2 separate regions of the Mus musculus genome follow, and region 2 is linked to region 1. Evidence: chromatin loops called from intact Hi-C (ENCODE). Cell type or tissue: left cerebral cortex. All regions are shown on one strand. Each heading gives the region's core, and the rest is flanking DNA. Links, peaks and the distances in the headings are about the cores only.

Evidence for each region. Peaks named below come from ENCODE experiments on the same cell type or tissue, not always from the same donor. Only the 100,000 strongest peaks of a DNase experiment are listed, where the experiment ranks them.
Region 2: it touches region 1 in a loop (4-fold over the local background); 3 of 42 quality-filtered maps call a loop at or near these places.

The regions. Positions count from the first base shown.
Region 1 is chr9:65,285,918-65,302,143 of GRCm38, forward strand. Clpx (caseinolytic mitochondrial matrix peptidase chaperone subunit) reads left to right here and starts at 8,343. Exons shown (of 14, transcript NM_011802.3): 1 at 8,343-8,648; 2 at 13,984-14,147; 3 at 15,931-16,048. The coding sequence starts at 8,570. It also overlaps the pseudogene Gm16218. In left cerebral cortex, for the core only: a CTCF peak has its summit at 8,286; DNase peaks (open chromatin) are centred at 8,266 and 9,190; H3K4me3 peaks cover 2,465 bases; H3K27ac peaks cover 1,317 bases.
Region 2 is chr9:65,337,377-65,353,602 of GRCm38, forward strand. It overlaps Pdcd7 (programmed cell death 7), which reads left to right and starts at 8,692. Exons shown (of 5, transcript NM_016688.2): 1 at 8,692-9,632. The coding sequence starts at 8,766. In left cerebral cortex, for the core only: no CTCF peak of the experiment used is centred there; DNase peaks (open chromatin) are centred at 8,279, 8,680 and 9,379; H3K4me3 peaks cover 2,690 bases; H3K27ac peaks cover 1,556 bases.

The DNA.
Region 1 (16,226 bases), core at 3,909-11,908:
GAAAGGGACCAAAGAGGGTCTGCTGCAGTCACTGTCTTAATGAAACAGCAGTTTTAACCCTTGAAGTGACATATTTCTGGGTAAGGGGTGGAGATTCTGCAAACCCTAAAAGTTCACTCTATCATTTGAAGAGGGAAATTCAGAAGAAATGGGGAACTCACACGGGAGACTTACGTCTGAGCCGAGGGTCTAAAAGGCTTGGCCAGTCAAATTCAGGTGCTGCCAACTGCAACATATAGATGTGAAACCATTCTCGTTTTCCAGGTATATGTGTGGTGTGGTGTGCATGTGTGTGCATGTTTATATAGGTATAGATGCACAAGTAGCACCCCCCCCCAATTGGCATCATGAGTCTTCCTCAGTTACTTTTAGCTTTGTTCATCGAGGCAGGGATCCTATTTGAACCCAGAGCTTTTTGATAAGACCCGTCTGGCTAGACAATTTTAACTGTCTTGTTTTCTTGAGACATAACCTCATTCATATCCCAGGCTATCCTGAGGTATATCCCAGTATGTAGCCCAGGTTGGCTTCCGAATGATGGAAGTGCTTCCACCTCAGTCTCTCAAGTGCTTTGATTACAGGCAGGAACCAGTACACCTGGCTGTAAAGGTTTTTAAACTTGTAAAGTTCTGTATGATGGTGCCTCACATCACCTACAGATGCAAATTCTTATCTTTGTGTATATATGTTCACAAGTTTCAGCCTATGCATGCATGCAGGCACACTGGTGTGTTTGTGAAGGCCAGAGGCTGACTTGAGATGTCTCCCACACTAACTCTGCCACCTTGCTTTTTTCTACAGGAGCTCTAATTGAACCTGGAGGTTCACTTAGGAACTTTGGGCAGTGGAGATGGCTCACTATAACCAGTTTTAATATTAAAAAACGGGCTGTGGCTGCTGTGCCTGTAGTACCAGTGCTGGGGGTGGGAGAGGCCAGAGACAGAAGGATTGCTAGGCCATGAGCCCAGCTCCCAGGCTCAATGATAGAGGCTGTTTCAAGGGAATATGGAGAATAGTAAAGACTCCCAATATTCTCCTCTGGTTTCTGCATATGTGTGTGTGTGTGTGTGTGCATGTGCATATGTCATACATAACACACACTCCCACACACACATACTAAAAGGTCTTTATTTAAAAGACAACAGTGATTCTAGAAGAGAACGTGTGCTGGACAGTTTTATGCCAACTTGACACAAGCTAATGTCATCTGAGAGGAGGGAGGCTCAACTGAGAAAATACTTCCATAAGATCTGGCCATAGGCAAGCCTGTAGGGATTTTCTTAATTAGGGATTGATTGGGAAGGGAATCATCCATTATGGTGGGACCATCCCTGGGATGGTGGTCCTGGGTTCTTTAAGAAAGCAGGCTGAGCAAGCCATGGGGAGCAAGCTAGTAAGCAGCACTCCCCCATGGCCTCTGCAGCAGCTCCTGCCTCCAGGTTCCTGCCCTGTTTGCATTCCTGCCCTGACTATGATGGACTACACTGCAAGGTAAGCCAAATAAACCCCGTTCCTCCTCAACTTGCTTTAATCATGTTGTTTCATCACAGCAACAGTAACCCTAAGCCTGTATGTCTTTCTAAGAGGAAGCAGGACTAGAATTTCTGGTGAAAGAGAAGGGAGGAATTTAAAAACAATACTTGTGTGCAGTGGGATGTATGGAGAGCAGAGAGCACATCTTTCAGGAGTCAGTTCTCAGCTTCTACAATGTGGGTCCCAGGGACTGAACTCAAGCCATCATCTGCCTTGATAACAAGTACCTTTCCTCACCGAGCCATCTTGCTTGCTCTGAGCAGTACAGTTTTTAAAACAGAAGACTTGGGCTGTATTCTATGTCTCTTTCTGAATCATCACATGATCTTGGTCAAATTTCTACCTTTAAGAAAAGACATCTAGAGCTGGGTGTGTTGGTGCCCGCCTTTAATCCCAGCACTGGGGAGGCAAAGGCAGGCAGATTTCTGAGTTTGAGGCCACCCTGGTCTACAAATCTACAAAGTGAGTTCCAGGACAGCTAGGGCTATACAGAGAAACCCTGTCTCTCGAAAAAAACAAACAAACAAAAATCCAAAAAAAAAAAAAAAACAAAGAAAAGAAAAAAAGAAATCTCTGTCTATCTATCTATCTATCTATCTATCTATCTATCTATCTATCTATCTATGTGTGGGAAGGGGCACACAGCACTGTGCCTATGGAGGTCAGAGCACAGCTTCTCAAGGACAATGCTGTCCTCTCCTACCACATAGCATGTGGGTGCCAGGGTTTGTACTCAGGCAGTCAGGTTTCAAGGTGTACCTTTAATTCCTTTCTAATCTGAAAAAAAAAAAAAAACTCACGATTGTGATTTGCTGACTCTAACCTATACTGTTGGGATCTATTAAGACAAAGCTATTGTCCTGATCTCTAAATTGGGCCTCTCCCCCTGAGAAGAAAAGGGGGTCAAAAGCGGGCCACTGACACACCGTTCCGAGAACAACCACAAAATGTTCCAACCCTAAGTCAGCGCCAGATGTCCTGACCACACCCTGATACCACCAAGTTCCTGCTTCCCCGTGTAACTGCCAAAAGAAAAATTTCCACTGCCCCACTCCTCCTGCTGATAAGTACTTGTACTTCCCCTTTTACTTGTGCATTTCTACTGCCCCACCCCTCCTGCTGAAAAGTACTTCCCCTTTTGCTTGTGCATTTAAGCCTTGAGCCTTTCTCAATACAGTGGGACCTTGATGCCACTCAGAATGTTTCTGTGTCGTTCTTGCACTTGGTCCTCGTCTCTCTCTATCCCCCCATTTGGTTCTTAGGAGAAGGTCCCCTCGAGACCCTCAAATAACTGGACCTGCTAGACGGGTCACTATAGATTTTTTTTTTCCACAGTAACTCATAGTGTCCTCAATTCTGGGAGATGGAAAAACTGAGTTTTATGCAAAAGGACACAAAACAATGTTCCTTCAGCTCTGTAGTTCACAGAAGATAAATAACTCAAGGCCCAACAGCTCCATTAAAACTATTTGAGCTGGAAAATTGCACTTGACTTTCTTTTTTAAGCATCATTAACCTGTCAGAGAGGAGTGAAACTAGGTGTAATGTGAAAGAATGTTGTTTCAAAGAGCTGATAAGAAGTGACCAATGCTATTTCCACCCATTTCTTGATAGAAAATCTATTTTTATCACAGGAAAAAAAAAACCTAAATGGCCCCGTGGTTAACAATCAAAAACTTGAACGGATGCCCTGGTGAGAACCTGACCAGAGGCTATCTGTGACGTGCCACGTGGCACAGAAATCATAACATGCCCTGGAACTCCATTACTCTCTCCTCAGACCCTAAGTTCTGCTCTATCTCATAACTACTCAACCATAACCCCCTAAGCAAGGGCCCGTCCTAATCTGTTAATGTCAGGTCACAAAGTGCACACATACAAATGGAGCATGAGCCTTTATTAAACAGCTAAACAGTCTGTGAAAATGAAGTTTGCAGTTTCCAACATTGATGTTATTTTAAACACAATACCCATTGGTGTATATATACACCAATATATATTCAGTATGTGCACTCTGTGAGTCTGGTGCCCATAAAAGGCAGATGAAGGCATAAAATGTGCTGTAACTGGAGTTAGGGGTAGCTGTCAATCACGTGGGTGTTGGGAAACAAAATAGGTTCAGAAACAATATTGAAGAAAGGACGTGTTTTTAACTGCTGAGCTATCTCGTCAGGGATCCCTCAGTCCCTTTCATTTTTATGACAGGGTCACTTCACTATATAGCTCTGGCTGTCCTGGAACTCACTATGTAGACCAGATTGGACTAGAACTCACAGCAATCACAAGGCCCCTGGTGCTGGGGTTAAAGGCATTCACCATCACGTGTCAGTTAGTTCCCCAGTTTGAGCACCATGTGCAAGGTGTTCCATCTATATCTCCATGAGGTATAACCAATGAAGAGCTTTTTATGAAGTCAGTGTCTCAAACCAAGCTTCTTGAGTGCTGACCCCAATAGTCCAGGCCTTCTGACACACAGAGCAGTTTTGTTTTTTTTTTTTTTTCCTTTTAGTTTTTCGAGGCAGGATTTCTCTGTATAGCCCTGGCTGTCCTGGAACTCACTTTGTAGACCAGGCTGGCCTTGAACTCAGAAATCCACCTGCCTCTGCCTTCCCAGTGCTGGGATTAAAGGCGTGCTCCACCATGTCCGCACAGAGCAGTTTTAGAGGACAAATTGAAACTTCCAAATTTGCTTTGCCATATGAGGAAACTTTCCCCGGCATAATGCCAGACCCACATAACCCTTGTTCACATTGATGAGACAATTTAACCAGGGTGCTGTGTTTTGTATTTTCTAGGGCAAAGTCTACAACTATGCTAATTGGGCAACCACTGGGAATTCCTTCCTGGACTTTTATAAGATTAACGCTTATAAAAGTTTATAAAATGTGTGTCCTAACCTTCTCCTTCACCAAATATAGCCCTACCTAGAGTGGGAGTTGGGGTTTTCCTGTCTCTGCCTGCAAGTGCTGGACTACAACTGTGTATCACACCCAGATTTTTGTTTGTTTCCAGATAGGGTCTCACTGTGTAGCTCTAACTGGTTGAAACTCACTGTGTAGTCCAGGCTAGCCTCAAACTCAGGATCCACCAGTCTCTGCCTCCTGAGAGGTAAAATTAAAGGTGTGCAGCACCATACCCAACAATTTTTGGTTTTGAGACAGAGTCTCCTGTAGGCCAGGCTGACTTTGAACTCTTTGTTTGTTTGTTTGTTTTAACAGACGGGGTTTCTCTGTGTAGCCCTGGCTGTCCTGGAACTCACTTTGTAGACCAGGCTGGCCTCGAACTCAGAAATCTGCCTGCCTCTGCCTCCCAAGTGCTGGGATTAAAGGTGTGTGCCACCATGCCTGGCTTGACTTTGAACTCCTGATCCTCCTGTTTCCATCCAAGTACTGAGATTATAGGTGTGGACTATCCTGTCCATCCTGGTCCTTGGCCTTAAAAATGATTATTTTATTTTTAATTGTGTGTCTGTGTCTATGTGCATGGGAGTGCAGAGGCATGGAGTCATCCTGGAGCTAGATTGTTGTTGAAAGCTGCTTGACATTGGTGCTGGAGACGAAACTGGGGTCCTGCGGAGCCATCTCTCTAGCCCCATCGTGTTTCTAATTTTTAAAATTGCTACATTTATTTATTCATTATGGGGGGCAGTATGAGAAGATACATACTATGGGGATCAGAGCATGGCTTGTGAGAGCAGGTTCTTTCCAGCATGTGGATCTTGGGGATTAAACTCAGATCAAAAAGCTTGGTAGCAAATGTGATTATCCACTGAGCCACCATAAAAGCCTATGGTTCTTGGTTTTTAAGTTATTATGTGAAAAAAAAAAACCCAAACAAACCCAAGGTTCTAATGAAAATGAGGTTTGATATATTGGTTTTGAAAGTTTTGAGATATTTATTGGCATTTTTGGTTTTGTAGCCTAGTTCTAGTTACTTTGAGCAGATGAAAAAGCTTTTTGTAGTTGTTTCCCATATCAGAAACGTTTAGCAGAAGAGCTTCTGCCAAACAGTAGGAAGATTTTTCCATTCATTCCTTAAAATGTCATGTGTGTAGATGTCCATGTGCGTGCACATATGTGTGGAAGTGCATGTGTGCATGTGCATCTGAAGGCCAGAGGATCGTTTCAGGCACTGGTCATTAGGAGCCGTCCTCCTAGGTTTTAAGGCTGTGCCTCCCATTGGCCTGGAGCCGGTGAGTAGGCAAGGCTGAGGATGCTGGTTTCTAAGCACATGCCACCACACCCGGCTGCTTTATTAGCTTGCTGCTGTGGATTCTGAGGCTTGAACTGAAGTCCTCTTGCTTGTGTAGTATGAGGATTAATGTTAATTATCACCTTGACAGAATCTACAAATACTGGGAGACAGCCCATGAAAGCAAAAATTTAACACTACCAACAGGTCTCTACCCACACAATGAGACCAGGCAAATCCTGGTTTGTTTTAAAGACTTAAGTGGTTTTTCCAGTGAGCCCTTCCTTTTCAGTAAGTGTACTAAAGGGCTATGATTCATGGACTATCTCACTGGGCTTATGAAAATGTAATCATACGGTAGAAATGTTGACAATTCAGGGCCTGCTAGCACAAGTGGGTAAAAAAAAAGTAATATAAATTATTGACCTATATGCTTTTTCTGGACTCAACTCAGTCCTAATATGTGGGCACAATCTTTGCTATTGTTTGGGTCACTGATTCAGCAGAAGCCAGGAGAATAACTTTTTTAGTAATTACAACGATGATGAGTGTTAGTTAATACTTTCATATCAAAAGGAGGAGGTAGTAGTGCTGAAGAGATGGCTGCTCTTCAGAGGATCTGGGCTCTTTCCCAGTACCCACATACAGGGCTGCTCACAACTATCTAGTTCCAAAGGATTTGACAGCATCTTCTGGCCTCCTTGGACACTCTATGCACATGGTGCACATACAATGTAGGCAAAACACCCATATACATGATTTTTTTTTTTTTTTGAGGCAGGGTTTCTCCATGCAGCCTTGGCTGTCCTGAAGCTTGAGCTGTAGATCAGGCTGAGCTTGAACTCAGAAATCCACCTGACTCTTTAATCCCAAGTGCTGGGATTAAAGGCATGTACCACCATCACCTGGCTTTGCTGCTTGTCTTTTTAAAAAATATTTTTAGAACTGGAGATATGACTCAGCATTTAAGAGCACGTTGCTCTTGCAGAGGTACCAGGTTCCCATCACCCACATGGTGATTCACAGCCATGATTAACCCTAGGTCCAGGGGATTCAACAGGCACACTTGTGATGCACTCACATTCATGCAGGCAAAATGTTCCTATGCATGAAGCAAAGATTTTTAAAAAATGTGTGTGAAGCCGGGAGTGGTGGAACACGCCTTTAATCCCAGCACTTGGGAGGCAGAGGCAGGCGGATTTCTGAGTTCGAGGCCAGCCTGGTCTACAGAGTGAGTTCTAGGACAGCCAGGGCTACACAGAGAAACCCTGTCTCGAAAAAACAAAAACAAAAAAACCCATAACTTCTCTTTTTGGGCGGGAGAAGCCAGAGACAGCCCTCTTGGTTTGCTCACAGCATCCATGGAGGGAGAGCTTCTGAGAGAGTCTAAGAACACAGTTGGAAAGCAACATACTGAGAGGACTTGAGTCTCTCCTCACAACTGTATTCCTGGATGCAGCTGAAGAAGGAGTGGGTCTTAGTGAAGAAAGACAAGAATTCTCTTTCATCTCTGAAACTTTACCATGAGGTGTTACCACGAGTCAGCTCTCTAAGAAAGAACCCTGTAGTAGTATGAACCACCTGGAATTCCCCTTCTGTGAGCTAGACCCGGGGAACTGGAAGTCACTTTTCTGGCTGGAGATTGACGCTGGTTAATGTAAGTGAACTGGTGTTGATCCTGGCTTAATTCTCTTTCCTCACAGTTTCTGTCTAAAGGTTCCAGCAGGGTGTGGTACAACTCGGTAGTCTCATCTAGAGGTGGGAGCACAGGCATCAGATGTTCAGAGCCATTTTCAGCTACAGAACAAGTTCCAGGCCACCTAGCAATTTGGCGGCTAGAGTTGATGATATATATATAATTACTCTGGCATAAATTCCAAACCAAACCCAAATAAAACCCATATGGTGTTAGAGGCAGTACTCTTAAATTCGAGGTCAGCCTGGTCTACAGAGGGAGTTCTTGGACAGCCAAGGTTACACAGACAAACCCTCGCTCAGAAAACCAAAACAAAAATCCACACAGGCAACTAGCCCCGACTGAAAACTTTATCATCACAAAGCTTGAAAGAGCAAGGAAAGCTAGCTCTATCCAGCTTGTTGCTCGGAGTGGGAGTGGGATTAGGAGACCATTTCCATGCTGCAAATGAAACGAAACAGCGAACATAAAGGAAGCCAGGATATAGAGTCCATGAAGGAAGGAACTTGCCGAAGTGCAAGCGCCTGGTAGTTACTGTCTGTTTATAATTATTATGTGGGATTATGGTCTTTACCACTGAATTACATTCTTAGTTTTCGGATCACTTAAAAAAGATCCTCACCTTTTTGCGCTTTTATTTCCCCTGCTCCTAAGAAGCGTAGGGTCAACTCCCGACACGGCGCGTGTCTCTTTGGGTCTAAAACTTTTTAACATCCGAATAAAGAGACTTCCCGAGAAATTAGGCGACCGCAAAATTTTGGGTTCGCCGCTTGCCGTAGCGCGCTCATTGGTGCCCAGGTTACCGCCCCATTCTCTGGAATCACGTTAGTCTCCACGCATGCGCAGCGTAAACTCACGCCTCCTCCTGGGTCTAGGACGCAAGCGCGCGCACGCTCCCCGGCCGGGGTGGGCGGGGAATGGGGGAGAGTAGGGAGGGAGGGGAGGAGGGGAGGAGCCTACTCCGGTGAGTAGAAGGCGGTGGGACGCTGGGATCGTCCAGGCCTGGCTGCCTGGTGGGGAAAACGCTGCGCCAGCATAGAACCGACGGAAGGGAGCGGAGCCAGTCAGCGGAACACTCGCGCGACACGATCGGGTCGCTGAGCCCCCTCGATCCTCAGGGCGCGAAGCCCTGGCCTAGGCCCCGCGGAGATGTCCAGTTGCGGCGCTTGTACCTGCGGCGCTGCGGCCGCCCGGCTTCTCACCACTTCGCTCACCTCCGCGCAGAGAGGTAACGAAGTAGTCCCGAGCCGGTGCCCGCTCTGGGCTCTCGGCGAGTGAACCTGTGGGGATCCCGGGGGGAGAGGAGGGCTTGAAGGCTGCGAGGCGCTACGAGCCTCTGGAGTACCTGGCTGTCGGATTGGAAGGAAACCCGGTGGGCTATCGCTGGCCTGTGAGCTCTCGGGCCTTCGGAGTTTGGGGGCTGGAATGAGGCCATCTCGCCTCAACTCAGGGAGAACAACCGAGTGCGACGCAACACTCGTTAAAAGTGTCCCCCGTGCAGCCCTTCTTGGGGCCTGTCACTTTTGGGGAGTCTGTGCCCGGTTGTCGGGCTAGTCGCCTGGACCGGCAGCGCAAGGGTGTCACTGACATTGTGCGGTCTCGGGGACGACAAGACGTAAACACAGCTCGCTGGCCTTCCAGATATTTGGGAAACTTGGGGTCCCAAGATATTTGGGAAACTTGGGGTCCCAAGAAAGCAGCGGGGAGGTGGGGCGAAAACGACCGCTGGAATTCCTGAAATACTTAAATTTAGCAACAGTCATTCGCCCGCTTCCCCAGCTTGACAGCTGGGATCAGCCTCTAAGAGTGGAGTGGCTCTTGTTTACTTTGCTTCTCTATTCATCAGGACCTGTGACAGAGTGCACACCTGCCAAGAGATTCCGGGAATGAAACCCGTTTTTCTTTCCCACAAGTCTATGCATATCAGATTGTAAGGCTAGGTCTTGTTAGGCTCTGAACTTACAGATGTCTTTTCATGACGATCCTTGGATCAATAAAAGCAGTTTTCCTTTTTTTTTTTTTTTTGACTAATTCTAAAATCATCATTGTCTACTAACTGTATAATTGGCAGTTTATAATACACATGAAATGGAGTAACATAGGCGGAAGCATTTAGTATTGACACGTAAGTGTAAGATTTAGTCTTAAAACATTGCCACACCTCAAGTAGGTGTCCCAGTTCCAGAGGTTTGATTTGTAAACACTGGAAAGAAACATAATTTTAATGTATTGTTTGACCTACATTCGTTGAGGGCTTAAGGTATTACAGTTTGGTACTAGGGGTATTAAATTCATCATGTTTAAATTTGGTTGACAACAGCATTAAAAAGGGTACGTGTTTTAGACAGGAGGAGTTCTTGATAAGATTTAGTCAAAGAATTCTAGCTTCAGCCCGGAGGTTATAGCACATGACTTTAGTTCCGGCAGTCTTTAGGCAGGGGCAAGCCAGGTCTCTGGAACTCTGTACACCAGTCTTGGCCTTGGATTCAGATTAAAGGCCTGTGCCACCACGCCCAGCTGATGTATATATTTTTTAAATGGACTTGACAAATGGGTTAGAAAGATAGCTCAGCAAATAAAAGTATTTGCTGCCCAGTCTGACAACCTGACTTCAACCCTGGGCCTATAAGGTAGAAAGAGAGATAGAGTCCTGTAAGTAGTAAAGAGCGGACAGACAGACTTTTTGTTTGTTTGTTTGTTTGTTTCAAGGCAGGGTTTCTCTGTGTAGCCCTGGCTGTCCTGGAACTCACTCTGTAGACCAGGCTGGCCTCTGCCTCCCAAGTGCTGGGACTAAAGGCGTGCGCCACCACTGCCAAGCTAGATTATTTGTAAAGTTTTGTAGATCCTTAGTTCAAAATGAAGAATCCAGGTAGGATCTGGGACTCAAGGCCAACATCAGCTGCATAGAGAGTTCACATTAGTCTGGATGACATGAAAACCTGTCTCAGAAAACAAAAAGTTAGGTATGGTGTTGGCTCATGCTAATAACCTCCACACTTTGGAGGGTTGCCATGGTATTTAAGCCAGTCTGTGCTATAAAGTGAGAGCTTATCACCCAAAAGAAAAAAAATCATTTAAATATGTTATATATAATATATATACATATATATATTAAAAGCTGAATAAGTTGTGACTGGAGATACTGCTCCAAAGAGAACTGACTGCTCTTCCAGAGAACCTAAGTGCAATTCGCAGTACCTGTATGGTAACTCACACCATCTTTACACTTCTAGGGATCTTAACACCTTCTGGCCTTCATAGGCACACATGTGGTAACAGATATACATGCAGATAAAACACCCATACACAGTTTATAAAATTTAAAAAGTAAATTACATCATTGTTTCACTATGTAGCTGATGCTTTCCTGGAACTCACTGTGTATTTGAGTTGCTGTCAAACTCGTGGTCCTCCTGCATCAGCTGTGGACCACTCTTTATATTTCTGTTTTTGCCATAGTGGGACATTGAACCAAGGGCCTTACACATGCTAGGCAGGTGCTTGGTCCTTTAAGAATATTTTGTTTTGAGACAATGCTTCACCAAGTTCTCTTTGTAACCCTTGCAGGTCTTGAACTTGCCATTCTCCTGCCTCAGCCATCACAGCAGCTGGGACTCAGTTCTGAGTCACCAGGCCCAACTTTCTTCTACTTCCTAACAGCCTTAAATGTTCATTATTTTATTATTTTAGAAGGCAGCTGCTCTGAAACTCAAAAGGCTTTATCTGTATGACATGTCCATAGATAGTTTAACTTTTTTTTGTTTTTTGTTTTTGTTTTTTGAGACAGTTTTTCTGTGTAGCCCTGGCTGTCCTGGAACTCACTCTGTAGACATGGCTGTCCTGGAACTCAGAAATCCACCTGCCTCTGCCTCCCCAGTGCTGGGATTAAAGGTGTGCGCCACCATTGCCCGGCTGATGGTTTAACTTTTAACTGGCATTTATCATTACTGCCAAACAGTGTTGCAAAATGTACAGAGATATCTCCCTAGCTTTCAGGGTTTTTTCACCTGAAGTTCACAGGTCCTTCAGGGGTCAATAGGTAGGATTCAGGTTTCTTAAACCTTATTTCCACTAATCTTTAGCTAGAAAATGGCATTTTCTTTAATTATCAAAGTAGACCATAAGTCATAACAGTCTTTCAAGTGTCTGTGACTTTGTCACCAGTCAGAATCACACATTTTCACATTAAAGGCATGCGCCACCACGCCAGGCCCTCTTGCATGTTTTCATCTTGCCTCTTCATGGTCCATGATTCCAACAGAGGTTGTCAGCACAATGAAACCAAACTGCCGTGATGGGAGCAGTTTGCTCTGCCATCTCTCCAGGTCTTTGAGTTGGACATCAAATCTAGGGCTTATAACTCCACACTTGTTGAACCTTCCTGTGAGGTTCACAGCCATCTTCCCAGCTCTGTGATCATCAATGACCTCAAATTCACTGGTATAGCTGTGCTTCACCATCACTGTTAGGAACCGAATGATGACTTTAGAACTTGGCCTGATGAGGACCTGGTGTTTGCCTCTCTTCTCAGCGTTGATGATGCTCTGGAGAGCATCTGCCAGAACATTCATTTGCTCCATGGTGATAGCGAGGGAAGATCGCAAGAAAAACAGAATTTTTAATCAAAGGCCATTCACCTCCTTTGTTCAATCTTAGTTTGTTCCCTGAAACTGAGCTAAAGTCAGGAGGACTGCACAGAGTTGTCCTCTGACCTCCACATCCACACCATAGCATATGCACCCCCACATACACATCACGCATAGATACACAGTAATGATAAATGAAAAGGAAAAGGTAGTCAGGTATAGTGGTCAGGTATAGCCGTGCTTCACCATCACTGTTAGGAACTGAATGATGACTTTAGAACAAGGCCTGATGAGGACCTGGCATTTGCTTCTCTTCTCAGCATAGCAGAAGATAAACTTGAGTTGATCTGCCTCTATCTCCCAAATGTGGAGAATGCCAGCATATGCTATCATTTTAGTTTTTGTTGTTGTTGTTGTTTTTATTGTTTGTTTGTTTTGTTTTTTAAAAAGATTTATTTATTTTATGTATGTGAGTACACTGGTGGTCTCTTCAGACACACCAGAAGAGGGCATTGGATCCTCTTACATACAGATGGTTGTGAGCCACCATGTGGTTGCTGGGAATTGAATTCGGGACCTCTGGAAGAACAGCCAGTGCTCTTAACCTGCTGAGCCATCTCTCCAGCCCTTTTGTCTATTTTTTTTTTTAAAGATTTTTATTTATTTACTTTGAATATTTTGCTTTCATGTATGTCTGCATCATATGTATGCAGTATCTTTGATGACCTGAAGTTTCGGATCCCCTGGAACTGAAGTTACAAATGATTCTTAGCTTTGAACCCAAAGTTAGTAAGTTAGTACTCTTAACTCCTGAGGTATTTTTTTTTCTCCCTTTCTTTTTGAAATATCCACCCCCCCTCACTGTTTGTGTGTGTGTGTGTGTGTGAATGTATATATGTCTGTCATCTGTGTCTGTGTGAGTGAATGAGGTGCCTCAGCTAGAAGGAGGGTGTTAGAGCTCCTGGAGTTACAGACAGTTAGGAACTGTACTTTGATCTTCTGGAAGAGGAGCAAGTCCTCTAATTCACGGAGCCATTGCTCTCTAGCCTTGTTTTTAGTTATTTGGAACAGTCTTAATATAGCCAGGCTGACTTCAGACACAATATGTATCTGAGTATGACCTTGGGCTGATCCTCTTGCGACACCTGAGGACTCTAGGATTACAAACCTGTGCAGGATTCTAGCCTGCTTTTTTTTTCTCATTGTATAGCCCAGGCTAATCTCAAGCTACGAATTCTCCTGCCTGGTTTCCTGAGTGCTAGAATTACAAGCTACAGGCATGTGGCACCTTGGCCTTGCCAGGATCAGGGAACTCCTGTGTATATGTGTGTTTCTGTGTGTGTGTGTGTGTTATTTTGTGTTTCTTTGAGACAAGGTATTAAAAGCAGCCCAAGCTGGCCTTGAACTGTGTCAAAGACTGGGATTAAAAGTATGCACCACTTAAAATGTATACTCCAGTAATATTAAATACATATTAAATATTTTTTAATTATTATAATTTGTATGTATCTGTGATGTGTGCTTATTATGGGTTTAGAGGCAGAGGTAGGCGGATTTCTGAGCCAGCCTGGTCTACAGAGTAAGTTCCAGGACAGCCAGGGCTACACAGAGAAACCCTGTCTCGAAAAACCAAAAAAAAAAACCCAAAACTTTTTCTCTTGGTGTGTAGCTTTTCTGGGAAAGCTAGCATGTTTCAACCTTTTTGTGTTCAACCTTTATTTACCAGGACTTTGTTCATTTTAAGATTTCATTTTATGTGGGTAAATATTCTTGACTGAATGTATGTGTGCCATGTATGTGCCTAGTGCTTGCAGAGAGTAGAAGAGGTTATCGGAACTCTTGGAACTGTGGTTGCTAGGACTCCAACACAGGTCCTGTGGGAGAACAGCCAGTGTTCTTAACCACTGAGCCTGCTGGGAATTTATTGAGACATGCCAGCATGGGCATGAAAACTAACAGACTTCCTTCTCCCTGCAGGTATTTCGTGTGGGCGAATCCATGTGCCAGTGTTAGGAAGACTGGGGACGACCTTGGACGCTCAGGCTCTGCGCAGAGCTCCTCTTAGAACCTTTTCAGAAACACCAGCATACTTTGCCTCAAAAGACGGGGCAAACAAGGATGGCTCCGGAGATGGAAATAAGGTTATTTTTGTCTTATTGGCATCTATAAGAGCTAATATAATAATAGTGTTCTGTAGTCTGTTAGTTTAAATGTGTTCTGTAGGAAATATGAGTTACATAAAATGATTTGAAGAGTCTGAGTTGATCTTATTTTATATTTTGTTGGTTAGTTTTGATTTTTTGAGGCAGTTTTTTTGTGACTTAGGCTGCCCTGCAACTTGCTGTGTAACCTAGGCAGCACTAGAACGGGATCCGCTTACTTTAGCCTCCTGAGTGCCCACCATGCCCAGCTTATTCAGTGCTTAATTTGTGTTATACTTATATACTCATTGTACTTTAAAAAAATTATTTATTTATTATATGTAAGTACTGTAAGTTCACTGTAGCTGTCTTCAGACACACCAGAAGAGGGCGTCAGATTCCATTACAGATGGTTGTGAGCCACCATGTGGTTGCTGGGATTTGAACTCAGAACCTCTGGAAGAGCAGTCAGTGCTCTTAACCACTGAGCCATCTCTCCAGCCCTACTCACTGTACTCAGCAAGCAGAGAGTAAAGTGCTAATATCCTAAGCATCAACTATCATTAAATAGTGGCATGATTAGTAGGATGGAGTGAGGAATTCCATTTTCATACACAAATCTAACTGCTACAAGTGTTTAAGAAATGGCTGCTGGTTGTGGTGATGGTGGTGCACGCCTTTAATCACAGCACTTGGGACATAGAGGCAGGTGGATCTTTTAAAGTTTGAGGCCAGCTTAGAACCACAGAGTGAGTGAAACTCTTGTCCCAAAAAACCAAAAAAGAAAGGAAGGAAGGAAGGAAGGAAGGAAGGAAGGAGAAGGGATGGATGGATGGATGGATTGAACTTCAATTCCCAGCATCCACATGACAGCTCACAACTATCTATAACTCCATTCCCAGGGATCTGATGCACACATATGTGGTGTTCAGACAAAAAAGCCAATACACATAAAATTTTAAAATAAAGATTTTAGCTGGGTGGTGGTGTGCACATCTTCAATCCTAGCCGTTGGGAGGAAGAGGTAGATGGCTCTCTGTGAGCTCAAAGCCAGCCTGGTCTATAGAGTGAGTTCAAATATTTGGTAAGTCTCCTGATCCAACCTTTTGAGCATTGAGATCATAGGTATGAACCACCAGCCTGGATTATTCCTATAAGTAACTTTTTAAAATCTCATTGAAAATGAGAATCCTTAGCTGGACAGTGGTGGTGCACACCTTTAGTTCCAGCACTTGGGAAGCAGGGGTAGGTGGATCTCTGTGATTTCGAGGCCACCTTAGTCTACAAAGTATGTTCCAGGATAGCTAGGGCTACACAATGAAACCCTCTCGAAACACCAAAGAAATATTTGTCTGTGTGTATATACACCATACATTATATATTTTTTAAAATATATTTTTAAAAAATGGCTTTAGATAAATACATAGTAACTAGGACTGATTTTTATGGTAGATCTTATAACACCAGTGGCTATAGATACAAACCATACTATTATTTCCAGCATGGAAATTGTAAAAAAAAAATTTTTAAGATTTATATATGTATTTATGCCACTGAGGACACTGTCACTGTCCTCAGACACACCAGAAGAGAGCATCTGATCCCATTACAGATGGTTGTGAGCCACCATGTGGTTGCTGGGATTTAAACTTAGTTCTCTTAACCACTGAGCCATCTCTCTAGTCCAAAATTGTAAAAATTTAAGATTAATACAACTTGTTGTTTACAGCTAAACTCCATGGAACAAATGACTTTCTATCTTTTTCTCCTAAATGAACATTAGAAATCAGTGACTGAAGGAAGCAGTAAGAAATCAGGCTCTGGGAATTCTGGGAAAGGTGGAAACCAGCTTCGCTGTCCTAAATGTGGTGATTTGTGTACACACGTGGAGACCTTTGTGTGTAAGTATTTTGATTTTCTTTCCTCTTTTGCTATAGGCCATTGAATGTATAGAAATCGTACATTATATAAACCAGAATTATTTTTGCCCGGACATTGTGATTCTCTAAATGTTCTAAAAACACTAAAAATTCCTAGGACTGGTAGCACTTTGCATTCTGAGAGGAAGAAAGAAAATAT
Region 2 (16,226 bases), core at 4,564-12,563, 52 kb after region 1:
CTATCCCAAAAGTCCCCTATACCCTCTCCCCCCCCCCCTGCCGTGCTCCCCTACCCACCCACTCCCACTTCTTGGCCCTGGCATTCCCCTGTATTGGGGCATATAAAGTTTGCAAGACCAAGGGGCCTCTCTTCCCAATGATGGCTGACTAGGCCATCTTCTGCTACATATGCAGCTAGAGACACAGGCTCTGGGGGTACTGGTTAGTTCATATTGTTCCACCTATAGGGTTGCAGACCCCTTCAGCTCCTTGGGTACTTTCTCTAGCTCCTCCATTGGAGGCCCTGTGTTCCATCCTATTGATGACTGTGAGCATCCACTTCTGTATTTGCCAGGCACTGGCACAGCCTCACAAAAGACAGCTATATCAGGGCCCTTTCAGCAAAATCTTGCTGGCATACGCAATAGTGTCTGCGTTTGGTGGCTGATTATGGGATGGACCCCCGGGTGGGGCAGTCTCTGGATGGTCCATCCTTTCATCTTAGCTCCAAACTTTGTCTCTGTAACTCCTTCCATGGGTATTTTGTTCCCTATTCTAGGGAGGAATGAAATATCCACGCGTTGGTCTTCCTTCTTCTTGATTTTGTTGTGTTTTGCAAATTGTATCATGGGTATTCTAGGTTTCTGAGCTAATATCCATTTATCAGTGAGTTCATATCAAGTGAGTTCTTTTGTGGGTCTCTGTCTCTCTCTTTTTGTTTTTGTTTCTGTTTTTTTGTTTTGTTTTGTTTTGTTTTTTGAGACAGAGTTTCTCTGTATAGCCCTGACTGTCCTGGAACTCACTTTGTAGACCAGGCTGGCCTTGAACTCAGAAATCCACCTGCCTCTGCCTCCTGAGTGCTGGGATTAAAGGCGTGCGCCACCACAGCCACGGGTCTCTGTCTCTTAACTTGTGAGTCACTGTAATAGCAGCTAGGCACTGTTTAATATTCTTTTCTCTAGTACACCTCCCAAGCTTACCTGCATCTTTCTAGCTACACCATAGTTTTACTAAGGCAAAAAAAAAAAAAAAAAAAAAAAAAAAAAAAAAAAAAAAAAAAAAAAAAAAATCAAACTTTGTTAATTTCAGCCAGCAGCTACTATAGTGCTTCTTATATTTAGTTGTCCCTATCTTTAAAAAGTTGTGCTGAAGAAACGGCTCAGTGTATGTATGTATGTATGTATCTATGTATGCCTTGATTTAAAAAAAAAAAAAAAACCTTTAATAAGAGTTCTTAAATGTTTTAGCCTCCCTGCTAACCTTACCCACCAGAGGTAGTGGAAAAGGAAGGTTATTAGGATTTGGGGGAAGTGGGGCTATTTAGAAATTGTTATTTGGAGCAAATCCAATCTACCTTGTCAGGCAATCAGTTCAGTTCACAGGAATCAGCAGCAGCAGCTCAGTCCCCTGGCAAACGCTCCGAATATACAAGCAGTCCAGTTCAGTAGTGTCAGAATGGCAAACAGGAGTCAGCAGCGTTGGCACAACCTAGCAGAAACAGCCAGACCTCAGCCAAATGGGCAAGTCGGCGGCGACCAAGACCACCAGGGATGTCAGGAGTTCTCTGTTGTGCCTCTCTCAACAAAGTGAAGATCAGAAAAGAGGAAAAAGAGAGAGACCAAGAAGTGTTGCAAAGCTAGCTATGCAAGCCTCCCATCACTGTCTGTTAAGTCCTATTTATACTCTCTCCAAACATCAAGTGTCTTCCCGTTGGTCTTGCCTCACCACCTGAGTCTGTCTTAGCAAGACTCCTCATGAGTCTGTATCAGCTGACGTCACTCTGCCAATCAGCTGAGTCTGCTGAGGAGGCAGGAAGTCACCAGAAGTTTTTTGATGTGTTTCTCTCTATGGAGTCATGATAAATGGAGTTCAGCAATGTATTGTAAGGTGAACCAATATGTGGGAAAACCTAGAGACCCATCCTTTGTTTCATCTGGATTGAGTTGCAAAGCAAGCTCAGCAGGTAGTCAACTCCTCAAATCTCCAGTAGGAAATTGCAAAAGTGAGGCCAGGCGACTCCAGCTAGGTTGCAAAACCATCGGGCTTGTTTAATCTACTCTAGGCTGAGGAAAGGACACACAGCGTGCTTCCTTTCACATGCGTATTTTAGCAAAAGATCCTTTCACCTGTGTCTGCTTAATGGAACACATTCCTTTATCTTGAAACTTAGAATACCCAAGATATAGGATACAATTTGCGAAGCACGTGAGACTCAGGAGGAATGAAGACCAGGGTGTGGACACTTTGCCCCTTCTTAGAATTGGGAGTGGAACACCCATGGAGGGACTTGCAGAGACGAAGTTTGGAACTGACACAAAGGGGTGGACCATCTAGAGACTGCCATATCCGGGGATCCATCCTGTAATCAGCCTCCAAACGCTGACACCATTGCATACACTAGCGGGATTTTGCTGAAAGGACCCTGATATAGCTGTCTTTTGTGAGACTATGCTGGGGCCTAGCAAACACAGAAGTGAATGCTCACAGTCAGCTATTGGATGGATCACAGGACCCCCAATGGAGGAGCTAGAGAGAGTACCCAAGGAGCTGAGGGGATCTACAAACCTATGGGTGGAACAACAATATGAACTAACCAGTACCCCCCGGAGCTCATGTCTCTAGCTGCATATGTATCAGAGGATGGCCTGGTCGGCCATCAATGGAAAGAGAGGCCCATTGGTCGTGCAGACTTTATATGCCTCAGTGCAGGGGAACGCCAGGGCCGGGAAGTGGGAGTGGGTGGGTGGGTGGAGTGGATTGGGGGAGTGTGTGTGGGACTTTTGGGATAGCACTGGAGATGTGAATGAAGAAAGTACCTAATTAAAAATAAATTAAATTAAATTTTAAAAAAGAAAAAAAAAAGGAAAACTCTCTTTCACGCCTCTGCTCCAATAAAACAACATTCAACACAGCTGATTTTCCAAAGAAACCAGAAGTTTACACACATACACATATGGATAAAATTTCCAAAACCTACTTTAATAAGGGTTCTTAAATGCTTTAACCTCCCTTCTAGCCCACATACCAGAGGTAGGGGGAAAAGTTAATAGAAAACAGAATGTTTGCCGGGTGTGGTGGCACACATCTTTAATCCCAGCACTTGGGAGGCAGAGGCAGGCAGATTTCTGGAATGTTTAGAAGTTCTTTGTGATGACTCTAATCTTTATTGTAAAGATATCAGCAGTCCAGTCCAAAACACCAAATATGAATCAGTAGCAGTAGCCCAATCCAGAAGAAACCACGAGGGTCTGCTGAATCAGCAAGAATCAGCTGGAATACTATGAGACATTCTCTGGTGTGTTTCTCTTTCTGAAGTCATGGCAAGCAAAGATCATCAAAGACTAACAAAGCATTACAAGACTTAGCAATGCAAGAGCATCATCAGCAAAGACCAAAGACTGCTAGGTGTTGCAAGGTGAACCAATGCAAGAGCATGTTCTCATTCATGGTGGGGTTATATTCATATGCCTTCTAAACATCACACATTCTCTCAAGCAGTCACTCCAGCAAAACATCACAAGACAGCTTCCAGAAAAACACCACATGTCTGTTCTTAGCTAAACAGCCTCTCATGTGTCAGCCCATGGAATTCTTCTGTGTTTGTTATAAAAAGAAATCAGGAAACTGGAGGATGTTAACAGATTTAAGAATCACAAACAAGATGATCCAGCCAATTAGCTGTTTACAGTCTGGAAACCTTTTGCTTTCTTTGTTACCTAAGATAAGATCCATGATAGTAGTTGATTTAAAAGATTCCTTTTCCACATTCCCTTTCCGAGTATGATAGGGAAAGGTTTACTTTCTCAGTATCTACTTAAAATCATATTTGTCCAACAAAGAGATATCATTGGAAAGTCTTATCACAAGGAATTGTTAACATCCATACATGTGTTAATATTTTATACAAGAGCCATTAGAAGTAATTCATAAATAGTTTCCTCAATCTAAAATTTACCATTATATGAATGATACCTTATTGGCTGATTCAGATGCAGATACCTTAAAAAATGTTTGATGAAGTAAAGAGAATCTTGCCTTACTGGGGGTTTACAAATTGCTCTTGAAAATATACAAAGAGGAGATTATTTTAGTTACCTAGGATATAAAATAGGTCTACAGAAAACCTGACTACAGAAAGTACAAATCAAGAGAGCTCAATTATAAACTCTTAATGATTTTCAAAACTTGCTGGGAGATGTTAACTGGCTGTGGACCAAAATTAGTTTAACTACTCAAGATCTAAGTAATTTATTTCAAACCTTACAAGGAGATAAGGACTTAAATAATCCAAGAAAATTATTAGCTGAGAGAGTGAGAGAGAATTGGCTTTTGTAGAATAGAAACTACAGGATGCACATGTAGATCATTTGAATCCAAAGCTATATTGTATTTTGTTTTTGTTTTTGTTTTTTTCTTTTGTATGCTGCTTTATTGTATGCTACAGCCAGTGATATATAAGAGTTAAACCTTGTGAAACAGAAATCCATGAAGTTCAGAGAGGTAGATATTAAGGACTGATGAGCAGAAGATAGTGCATTGTGGCACATGATAAACAGAAGCTTTTGTACAGACTTCATACTTAGTTCTCTTGAATATTCACTGATTCATAAAAAGTGGTTTGACTACAAAAAAAAAGCAGACTTTCTGGGGTCTGAAGGGATTTGTACCTGAAGACACTCCAGCCAGCAGAGGGTCATGTTGAGCATTCTGCAGACAGAACTGTTTCAAGTCTGCAGCTGCCTGGGAAACCTTCATGCAGTTGAGCCCGGCCTCCAGCTGGAGCTGTTGGACCACCCACTCGAGACCGCTGGGCCTACTCGTCAGTCTGGTTAGGGGGCCGTATCTTTTCCCCCCTCTGCTCATTCTCCCACAGGAGTTTTTACAGAATAGGATACCATTTTAGAGTAAATATTTTTAGCACACAAACAGTAAAAAATTAAAGACCTATGTATAAGAGGTTTCTGAATTGATTCTGAAAGGAAAAATGAGACTTTGTTGTAAATGTACCTCTTTGTTGTAATTGTTGTCTCTGAAGCTTACTGCTTCCATCTGCTAACCTAGGCCTAGTCCTGGAAGTTTCTAGACTTCTATAAAATCTAATCTAGGTATAGAATGATTTTCAGACTCTGAGATGTACTGCTGAATAAACTCACCCTTTCTAGCTTTTCTGAATTTTTGATGGCTAGTTCAACTTGGCTGTTCTGGCTCAAACTCCCCTCCATACTAACTGATTCGTCTGGTTTCTTTCTCTCTGATTTTCCTGAATTCTCTGTTTGGCCTCATACTAACTCTGGCAATATGTTCTATCTTCTATCTCCTTCTCAATCTTGCCTCTCAATTAGACATCATTTTCAATCTTTGATGCTTCCTTCTACAAATTGATTTTACCTTCATTGTTTGGGATTAAAGGTGTATACTAAGGGCATGTCTGTATTCCATCCAGGGATTATTAAAGGTGTGTGCTAAGGGTTGAGCCACACCACAAGTAGAAACAGGGTTTTTTAGTAAATAAAACAATCTCAGGTTCACAGTGTGATTATATCTTGCAATACTTTGTCAAAGAGCAGGAATAGACCCAACAGACCCAACAAAAATTGTGGTACCTTTTACTAATGCTGAAATTGCCTCAGTATGGGCAGAAAATGCTTAAATGCTTTAGTCTCCCTTCTAGAACACCATCAGGAGTTCTTTTTATATAGTCCCGACAAATGAATACCAACAAAGAATGGCAGGGTGAACCAATACCATACAGTGCTATCCATTCGTTGTCTGTTGGGTTATATTTATACCCTTTCCAAATACCACGTGTTCTCTCAAGTATCCGATCTAGCAAAACACCACATGTCTGTTCTCAGCAAAACACCCTCCCTTGTTTCTGCTTCAGCAAAAACATCCTCTCTTAAGAGTTTCCAGAAAAACATTACATGACACAACTAAGTCTCCAAAGAAATAGAAATTTCCAGTTCAGATATTTTTGTTGTTTGGTATTAAAAACACATTTAAGAGATTTAAAATATTTCAAGTAAATTCAAAGAGTTACTACAGTTCAAACTTTGATTTCTAAATATCCAAGAGCTGGTGTGTTTTTGGAGATAAGATAAAATATTTGAGCAGGGCTATGGTAGATCGTGCCTTTAATCACAGCAGAGGCAAGTAGATCTCTGTAAATTAGTAGTTTTTTAAATTCTAGATTTAGTGAACAAGGTGGCGGTGGTACATGACTTTAATCTCCCCCAGGAACAAAATGATCAAACAGAAGTATAAATTCATTTTATGGGATCCTGTCAGGAATAATACTAATAAAACACAGATAGATAAATCTCCAGTTCTGATAGCACACTGTGCTTTCTGAGCCTCCTTGTGAGTGCACTCCTGGATTAGTGAACACACACACACACACACACACACACACAACTCTTTTAGTATGTGAATTAGTGATAACTGAGATTTCAGAAGGTGGATTAAGGGATAAAAATGGTGTGGTTCTAAAAGGGAAAATGCACTGCAGCTTTGTAAGATGTTGCAAGTTGGGAAACCAGGATAAAGGACACGCAGGCTCCTTTGTATTGTTTCTTACAGCTGAATGTGAGTCTTAAGTTTATACCAAAGAAGTTTAACTTTTTTAACTAATAAGATGGAAGGATTTCCCTTTACAATTCTGGCTTATAGCCATTAGTCAGTTTTCTTTCTTTCTTTCTTTCTTTCTTTCTTTCTTTCTTTCTTTCTTTCCTTCTTCCTTTCTTCCTTCCTTACCTTTCCCTTCTTTCCTTCCTTCCTTCCTTCTTTTCTTTTAAAACATGACACCCTGGAGCCAGGCAGTGGTGGCTCATGCCTTGAATCTCAGCACTGGGGAGGCAGAGGCAGACAGATCTCTTTGAGTTCGAGACCAGCTGGGTCTAGGGAACCAGTTCCAGAACAGCCAGAAGATCAAAGCAAATCAAAGATATTGAAAGAAAGATGAAATTTCAAGACCTGTATGTCATATAAAGTACTCAGAAATTGCTGGTTGTTTGTGAGCCTAGAGGCTGCCTGGGGCTGAGAAAAAAGAAAAACAAACCCGGGCATGCCCCATAGTTAAAACATTCCTGGGAACAGCTTGACCATAAAGATAAAGAGGAATGTGAGGACATAACAGGGCTATCTGAACTGAGTCAACAACTCATAGAACTCTGACATCCTGCACGTACATGTAATTTTTCTGCTGATGTTTGAATAAGCCAATAGCATGTCGCTATGCTGAATTCCACACCCCTAAGCTCCTTACCCCATAAAAACCCCTAGCTTTCGAGCCTGTGGCCAACATCCGTTATCTCCTGTGTGGGATGCATGTTGGTCCGGAACCCCATCATTAAACTACCTTGTGTGTTTACATCAAAGACGGTCTATTCGTGATTTTTTGGGTTTTGGGTGCACACCAAATCGGGAATTGAGTGGGGGTTTCCCCACTAGGTTCTATCAATATGACATATGGACACTGTAACATCTATCTCTCCAAGACCACCTAGCTTCTCTTTGTGTTTCTGTGTTTTACACCCTGCATTCTTTCGACCCCCAGCAGACATACTGCAAATCACTAGTACCTGCTGCTTCCATCCTGTGTTCCTCTCATAACTTTTTGTTGTCTTTCAGATCTTAGCCGGAGCTTCAGACCGTGTCTCTAGTCCCTCTAGAACGTTAACAATCATCAGGATTTCTGAATTCAAGACTGAATTGGAGAGGCCAAACCTACTCCATCTTGGGACCAGCCTCCATCTTCAAGAAAAGAAAAAAGCAGAACTCAAGCTGCACCAAAATACCAGAAAGGACCCCATGGCTTGTCCTTGGCCAGAGTTAATCCCTAGCTACTTCCTAGCAACAGTTAATCAAAGATTAGTTTGATTGTTTCAGATGTACTTTCAAACTGTTTGTGATCAAATGCACGATTCAGGGCACCCAACTATTGGCTTATAGTCATTCTATTAGATGCTTGCCAGACTGGACAACCCCTCCCTCGCTTTGAAAGAACCTAGTGGGGAAACCCCCACTCAATTTCCATTCGGAGCGCACCCAAGAATCACGAACAGACAACCATCTTGATGTAAAAGCATGAGGTAGTTTAATGACGGAGCTCCGGGCCGACATATATCTCCCTCAGGAGACAGAGGTGTCGACCACATGGTGGAGCCATAATGGCAGAGCTCCGGTTCGAAACGTATCTCACACAGGAGACAGTGGTTTCGACTCTGACGCTTGGAAGCTAGGGATTTTTATAGAAAAGGGATGGGGCTGGGGGAGGAATTGGCGAGGTTTCACATGATTGGTTCATTTAAACATCAACAGACTGTCAGAAGGGCGGGAGATAGGGGGGCATGTCCTGGCCTGTTCTGCTATGTTCTCAGCCCCAGGTTTCAAAGCTCACAAACAACTCTTTGGGCTATTTGACATAAATTACATGAATCACATGTCTCAAGTTTTATTTCCTTTCAGCTTTTATTTTTCTATAAAAACTTGTTCTACTGAGGGTTCAGGGCTGCTCCGCCTTCTCTTTCTGTCCTGCTGTGTTAAGGTCGATTTGGAGGAGAGCCCGAGCCTGAGCCCGAAATAAACCCTAACATCGGAGACGGATCCTTGGTGGTTTGGGAAGGTTCAAGCTTCCTGGCACGACAAACCAAGGTCCTGCACTACGCCTCGCTTCCGGGAAGTGAGTCAAGCACCGGTCGCACGTTATACACGTCACTTCCTCCTGGAACCCGGATAAAGAAGTTCCCAGATTACTGTCACTGCTCCCAACCGCTGCACTACAGACATGGCTCTGCCACCTTTTTTCGCCCAGAGCCGTCAGGGACCTCCCCCTCCGCAGCCACCGCCTTCCGCTCCATTCGGCTGTCCGCCCCCGCCGCTGCCCTCTCCGGCTTTCCCGCCGCCCCTTCCCCAGCGACCCGGCCCCTTCCCGGGGGCTTCCGCCCCCTTCCTCCAGCCTCCGCTGGCCCTGCAGCCCCGCGCGCCAGCCGAGGCCTCCCGCGGCGGTGGCGGTGGCGGCGCCTTCTTCCCGGTGCCACCCCCACCGCTGCCGCCGCCGCCGCCGCAGTGCCGGCCCTTCCCGGGGCCCGACGCCGTCGAGCGTCCACGGCCACCGCCTCCAGGTCCCGGGCCGCCCTGGAGCCCGCGCTGGGCGGAGGCGCCGCCGCCGCCCGACGTGCTCGGAGACGCGGCCCTGCAGCGCCTGCGTGATCGGCAGTGGCTGGAGGCGGTGTTCGGGAACCCCCGGCGGCCCGGTGGCCTCCGGACCCCGCGCACACCCGCCGGGCCCAGCCTGGGTGAAGTCCGCGCGCGGTTGCGTTCCGCTTTGCGTTTGGTGCGGCGGCTACGCAGCTTGGGGCAGTCCCTGCGCGAGGCTGAGGCCGACGGAGCAGCCTGGGCCTCCCTGCACGCTCAGGCGGCGCCACTACGAGCGGAGCTAGCGGAGCGGCTGCAGCCGCTGGCCCAGGCCGCCTATGTGGGCGAGGCGCGACGGAGGCTGGAGAGGGTCCGGCGCCGCCGGCTGCGGCTTCGTGAGAGGGCCCGGGATCGGGAGGCTGAGCGGGAGGCGGAGGCCGCGCAGGCCACGGAACGGGAGCAGGAGATTGACCGCTGGAGGGTGAAGTGCGTGCAGGAAGTGGAGGAAAAGAAGCGGGTGAGAACCAGTATGCGCTCGGTGGTTGGAGCTGTGGTGTCTGGAACTCGAATCTGCGTGCTAGTTAACTTGTATGCTTATCCGCGAAAGCTAGCCTTTGCCACTTCTTTGCTCTGTATTCCTTGTTGACGATGTGTGGTGCATAAAACTCTAGAATTTGGACTATAAAGTCCCTTAAACACGCGACAGGTTTACACTGGTGCATTTCTGGGAGGACACACCTCTTGTGTCCTGCTTCAAAGTTGGATCCACTTACTGAAGATGCAGAGCAGTATCTTTTATACTGTCCTAAAGCATGCAAATGTAGAGGACTTGGACCACACCTAGAAACCTTTATAACATAATTGGCTGATGAGGTTGATAATAGTTCTCTCCCGGGTTCATTTGTTTTGGTTTGATACTATGAATACCAGTGTATCCGGTGGAGTGGGTCTGTCTGGATCAGGTGTTTCCAGGTACTTGGCCTCTTACTCAAATGATTGAATTAAGGACTCACACAAAATTGTAAAAATAGCAGGAAAACTATATTCAAAAACAATGCAGTAAGTAGCAAGTGCAGATTAGAAAGGAAAACACTGTCAACAGATTGGCAGCCACAAGGCCCATGAGATACTCCGGTTATTTTTGGAGAGTGTGCATAGCCCGGTCCCACTGGTCTCTCAGGTTGCTGTGCTGTTTTGTCCATGCCTTCCTTACCCCTGTTCAGTACTCATATCTATAGTAGACACTACACTAGTGTCCTGCACACAATCCCGAGGAATTCATTACCCTAATTTTACAGACTGAGACTTAAAGCAGCTAACTTGACAGCAGTCACACAAGCCTGTATACCAATATTACCTCAGATTTAGTCCCAAGTTGTATGACTTCAAAGCTTGTCTGTCTCATGTTCTTCAGTAGAACCCGGGAGAAAGTAGGATTTGCCAAGTGTAGGTTGAAGACATCCTCATTTCCTTTGAATGCTATTACTATTGTTATTGTTGTTTCAGAGTTATTTATTTTGGGTTTTGTGATTGTTTTGCCTGTGTGTGTATGTGCACTGCATATGTGCCTCCTGCCTATGGGGTCAGAAGAGGACATTGGATCCCCTGGAACTAGAGTTACAGATGGTGATGAACCATCTGTATGGGTGCTGGGAATTGAACCCTGGTCCTTTGTAAGAGTCACAAGTGCTCTTAATTGCAGACCCATTATTCTAGTTTATATATATGTTAGTTTTATTTATATATACATATATTTGTTAGTTTTTGAAAATATAATTACATAATTTCCCCCATTCTCTTTCTTCCCTCCAGCCTCTCAATGCATCTCCCTTGTTCTCTCTCAAGTTCATGGCCTCTCTTTCTTTACTTATTGTTACATGTATACATAAATACAACCTGACTAGTACATTTAATGTTACTTGTATGTATATGATTTCAGGGCTGACCACTAATAATGAATTGAGGTGCTCATCCCTGGGGAAAACGGTTTCTCTTGCTCTCGGCGTTTCCCAGTTGCCCATAGTTGGCTGAGGGTCTTGGAGCTGCTCCACTTCTGTGCTAGCATGTCTGTTGGTTTTCAGGTGTTGTTGTTTCTGTGCTAGCATGTCTGTTGGTGGTTTTCAGGTGTTGTTGTTTCTGTGCTAGCATGTCTGTTGGTTTTCAGGTGTTGTTGTTTCTGTGCTAGCATGTCTGTTGGTGGTTTTCAGGTGTTGTTGTTTCTGTGCTAGCATGTCTGTTGGTGGGTTTCAGGTGTTGTTGTTTCTGTGCTAGCATGTCTGTTGGTGGGTTTCAGGTGTTGTTGTTTCTGTGCTAGCATGTCTATTGGTGGTTTTCAGGTGTTGTTGTTTCTGTGCTAGCATGTCTATTGGTGGTTTTCAGGTGTTGTTGTTTCTGTGCTAGCATGTCTGTTGGTGGTTTTCAGGTGTTGTTGTTTCTGTGCTAGCATGTCTGTTGGTGGGTTTCAGGTGTTGTTGTTTCTGTGCTAGCATGTCTGTTGGTGGGTTTCAGGTGTTGTTGTTTCTGTGCTAGCATGTCTGTTGGTGGGTTTCAGGTGTTGTTGTTTCTGTGCTAGCATGTCTATTGGTGGTTTTCAGGTGTTGTTGTTTCTGTGCTAGCATGTCTGTTGGTGGTTTTCAGGTGGTGTTGTTTCTGTGCTAGCATGTCTGTTGGTGGTTTTCAGGTGTTGTTGTTTCTGTGCTAGCATGTCTGTTGGTGGTTTTCAGGTGTTGTTGAGACAGTGCTGAGGGCCCTTCTGCCCTTCCTACTTTGTACAGTCAGCAAGCACTCATTTTAGGTAGGGTTTCTAGTGCTGGGATAAAATGCCATGAGCAAAAGCAACTTGAAGATAAGGGTTCATCTCACTTCCACATCCACATCCCAGTGTATCATTAAAGCCAGTCAGGGCAGGAACCTGGAGGCAGGAGCTGACACAGAGGCCATGGAGAAATGTTGCTTGCTAGCTTGCTCTCCATGGTTTGCTCAGGTGCTTTCTTATATGCCTAGTACCACCTGCCCAAGGGTAGAATCACCCACAGTTTTACTGGGCCCTCCCACATCAGTCACTAATTAAGAAAATGCACCATAGGTTTGCCCAGTGGCCGCTCTGGTGGTGGAGCTGGGGATGGCTTCTCAATTGAGTTTCCTTCTTCCCAAAGGACTCTAGCTTGTGTTAAGTTGACATAAAACTAGCCAGCACAATCTCCCTTTTTCCAGTGTCTACCACTGCCCTATAGGCCAATATGGCATTGCTGGAAAGTGTATTGATAGATTTAGCATTGTACCTCAGGAATGTCAGCACAAGGGAGGCAATACTTTAGTCTGAAAAAATTTAGTCGCCGGGCAGTGGTGGCACATGCCTTTAATCCCAGTAATTGGGAGGCAGAGGCAGGGAGATTTCTGAGTTTGAGGCCAGCCTGGTCTACAGAGTGAGTTCCAGGACAGCCAGAGCTACACAAACAAACAAACAAAAAAAGCAGTAGATCCAGCCAAGGGTAGTTTTCCTAGCAGAAGACTGAAGGCATGGTCATTGGCTGTAATGCTGGAATTGCAGGCACTTATATAAGACAGATGGGAGAGAGAACTAAGTGAGCAGATGAGGATATGGAAGGCAAATAAATCCTAGGAAGATTGGCCTCCTATGTGTGAAAGATGATTGTGTGGAAGCTGTCTTTAGGAGCAGTGAAGGGCAAACTTAAGAGTATTACTTAAGAGGCATTGTAGAGTCCTAGGCTTTTCCAGTTCCATTCCTTACCCTCCTTGGGAGCCGGATCTTTCAGGACTGTTAATTTGCATTTTTAGAGTTCCAGGTTGACAAGGTAAATTAGATTCAGGCATTCCCTGTACCATCCCTTAGGAAACACTGAGGAACAAGGGCTCAGTACAGACACTGAAGCTACTGCAGAGAGGGTCTCCTTAAGGAAGGTTATGTGGAACTGGGTGGGGTGGCTCACAACTGTGCTCCCAGCACTCAGGAGGCTGAGGCAGGGGAAGTGCTGCAGTTTGAAGCCTGCCTGGCCTACAGAGTGAGATCATCTCTCAGAGATAAACAAAAGCAAAAAAGGGGAGACATCTGTATGACCAGCTGGGAGAGGCGGATCACACCTGTGGGAGGCTGAAGTAAGATATCTCTCTTTTAGTCCAATACAAGGCTCTTTCTCTTACATTAGTAAAATATACAGGAAGAACAATTATGAAAACTATCAGGTAAAGTTACATTCACAATGTCCAGTTCATTTATATTTAGCAGCCTTGGAGAAAGTACTCTACTATCTGTCCTGTCTTGATGAGTTCAACGTTCTGCACTTAAATCACTTTCTATCACAACTCACATTTACCAACCTATAAATATTGAATCCTAAGCAACTTAAGCTTAGTTATGAGACTGTAACTACCTAGTCTTCAGCCCCGTGAGAGACCTGAGACGGAATAGATACTACTTGAGTGAACAGGAAATTAAATTTTGGAAGCAAGCAGCTTCCAGAACTATAGAAATGACAGATACAGCGACATCCAAGGCTCCACTGCTACATGGGAGTATCTATCTTTGGTCTTCTGTCCCAACATAGGACAGACCTTTCTGTGAAGCAAGAATCATGAAAGACTTGCCTACCTTTTCCTTGCAAGTCTGGCAGTTGGCTGCTTCTGTGTTCTGCTTGCCCGCAGCTTGGACAGCATGCTGTCTGCAGTAAAGACAAGGGCAGGTTCTTGCCCAGTGGCAGCTTGCCAAATTTGAGACAAACTCAATATGAAGGGTCTTTGATGCTCATCATCTTATTTGAAGTAGAATAGGGGTGCTGCCAGGAAGAGTCATGTTTCACTGTCATGAAAGGCCTTTATTAATAAAACATCTAAAATTCCATATTCTGTAAATCTCTGAGGTGTTTTGAAGATCATTATCTGTAGTATATCTGAATAGGAAATGTTGCTTGTTTCTAGCTAGTTACTATCTGTTCAACTTTGAAAAATCTACAGGAGGCTAAAGAAAGCTTATTTTTGTAATATATTAAACTAGTACCTAACATAATTATAAGTTTGACTGACTACTAAGTTGTATTTCTTTATTTTTTTTTAAGTTTAGAATAGAGTTTATTTAGGGCATGGGGAGGGGAGTTAGGAGGGTAGTAGAGGTGGGGAAAGACAGAGAGAAGAGAGTAGAGAAGTAGAGGCCGGCCATGGCCACGTGGAAAGAGGGGGAAGGGGATGGGGAGAGAAGGGGAGCAAGGGAGAGAGGAGAGGAGAGAGTAAGAGCAAGTCGGATTCCTTATTATCCTAAACAGTTTGCAGTAACAGCTTACAACAGGACTAGCACTTCACATTGCATTCAAATAAGTTGCATAGGTACAATACCTTTAATGAGTTAAAACATAGATACAGTATTTGTAGCAAAAATAACCTTAAATTTGTATCACTATACAGAATCCATACGAAATATAAAATATTTTGTCTTGTAATGCTGTTTAGTCTAAAAGTAGATTCAGTAATCTGCCCTTTTATCTTTGCATTCCTTCTCTCTACCTCTTCCTGTAACACTAGGTAGGAGGGAAAGAAGGAAAAAGAGAAAGAGATCTCTGAATCTAACTTCCTTTACTTTGTTTCCTCTCTGTAATAATAGTTCCTGAGGCCTCTCTAGCCAACAAGATTTATTGGCCATGTAGAGGTATTTCTTAGCCAGCCTTACAGCCAGTCCCATGTAGAGGGATCAGCATTTACCACCTGCTTTGTTCTTCTAGTTTCTTTCTTCATGTCTGCAGCCAGAATTTTCAGGGTGTCCCCCGGTCAAATCTGATCTTTATTCATTTTAATAGAATCCATAGCTTTTTATCTGCTGTTGAAACAAAGACAAAACTCTTCTCTAATGCAACACACTTCCATTCCGAGGTCAATACATACCTAGGCGGGCTTCATTCTCTGTCCTTTCCTAAGTCCAGTGCTTTTCATTCAGCGGCTGTGCCACGTGTCTCATTGACATTTAAGTTTTAATTCAATAGCATCATGTAATCTGTCTTTGGGAGATCCTATATTTTCTGTTTTATGAGCATCTCCTTTAGAGCATAGCTAGATCCTTTTACAATGCCTGACCTGTAGGGTTGTAAGGTATATCTGTAACATGTTTTATGCCATAATGTCTAAGAAAGTGTTACTTTCTACTGTATACATATGTTGGGGCATCATCAGCTTCAATCTGCAAAGACATCTCCAAAATAGCCATCATTTATAAATGGGTGACCTCAGAATTGTCCTTTTCAGAATTCAAGGCAAAGCCCATTGGAATTGTATCAGTTATATATCAGCATATATACATATTTTAAAATTTCAAACTCTACAAAATGAAGCACATAGCTATTGTATGACATTGCTCTAAGGTGGCCTCACATAGACTCTGTACTCTTAATTCAGAATATCACATCTCTATGAGTTGCCATTTTAGTTCTTCAAGCTTTTGTGGATTTTTCTCATGTTGAATCCTCTGATCTTTGTTCTGTGGCCTGTAACCTAGCATCCCATCTTTCAGTCCTTATCTAAGTCTACTTTATTTTGATCTTAAAGAGCATATATAAAATGACAGTCATCTCTGAACATAGGATTATTTACTTGTATGCTGATAATGAAAACAGAACTCTGTGGGCTGCAGATGCCCCCATGTGCTTTCCCTGTGCTCACTGTGTTTTCTGTTTTTTAACACAGAAAATATTTTCTTCTTAATCTCTAACTCCTTCCTTTGGAAACCTATAATTTTCAAACTTTTTTTCTATGAACACAGGCTTACCTGACCAGAGACTCGTCTGTGCTTGGGATTTCAGCTTCTCTGTTTGGGCCTGGCTTCTGCACACCTTTAGGGTTCTCTGACTATCCTTAAAGGGTGACCGGCCCCAGGGGCAGTCTCTCTGTGCCATGAGTCATTCACTAGATTTTCAGCCCTCCGCCTGACTGGCCTCAGCATGGCCTGTGTTCCTGTGGTCATCTTGGGCCCATGTGCCACAATGGGCTGGGCTCCTGTTTGTCAGCTCACACTAAGGCTGCCAAACTTTACAGTGGCTTCAGCTCCAACCCCTCCATCCCCACAAGTGCAGTCTTTAGGAAGTTTTACCACCGCGTAGGGCCTTGCCTCCCA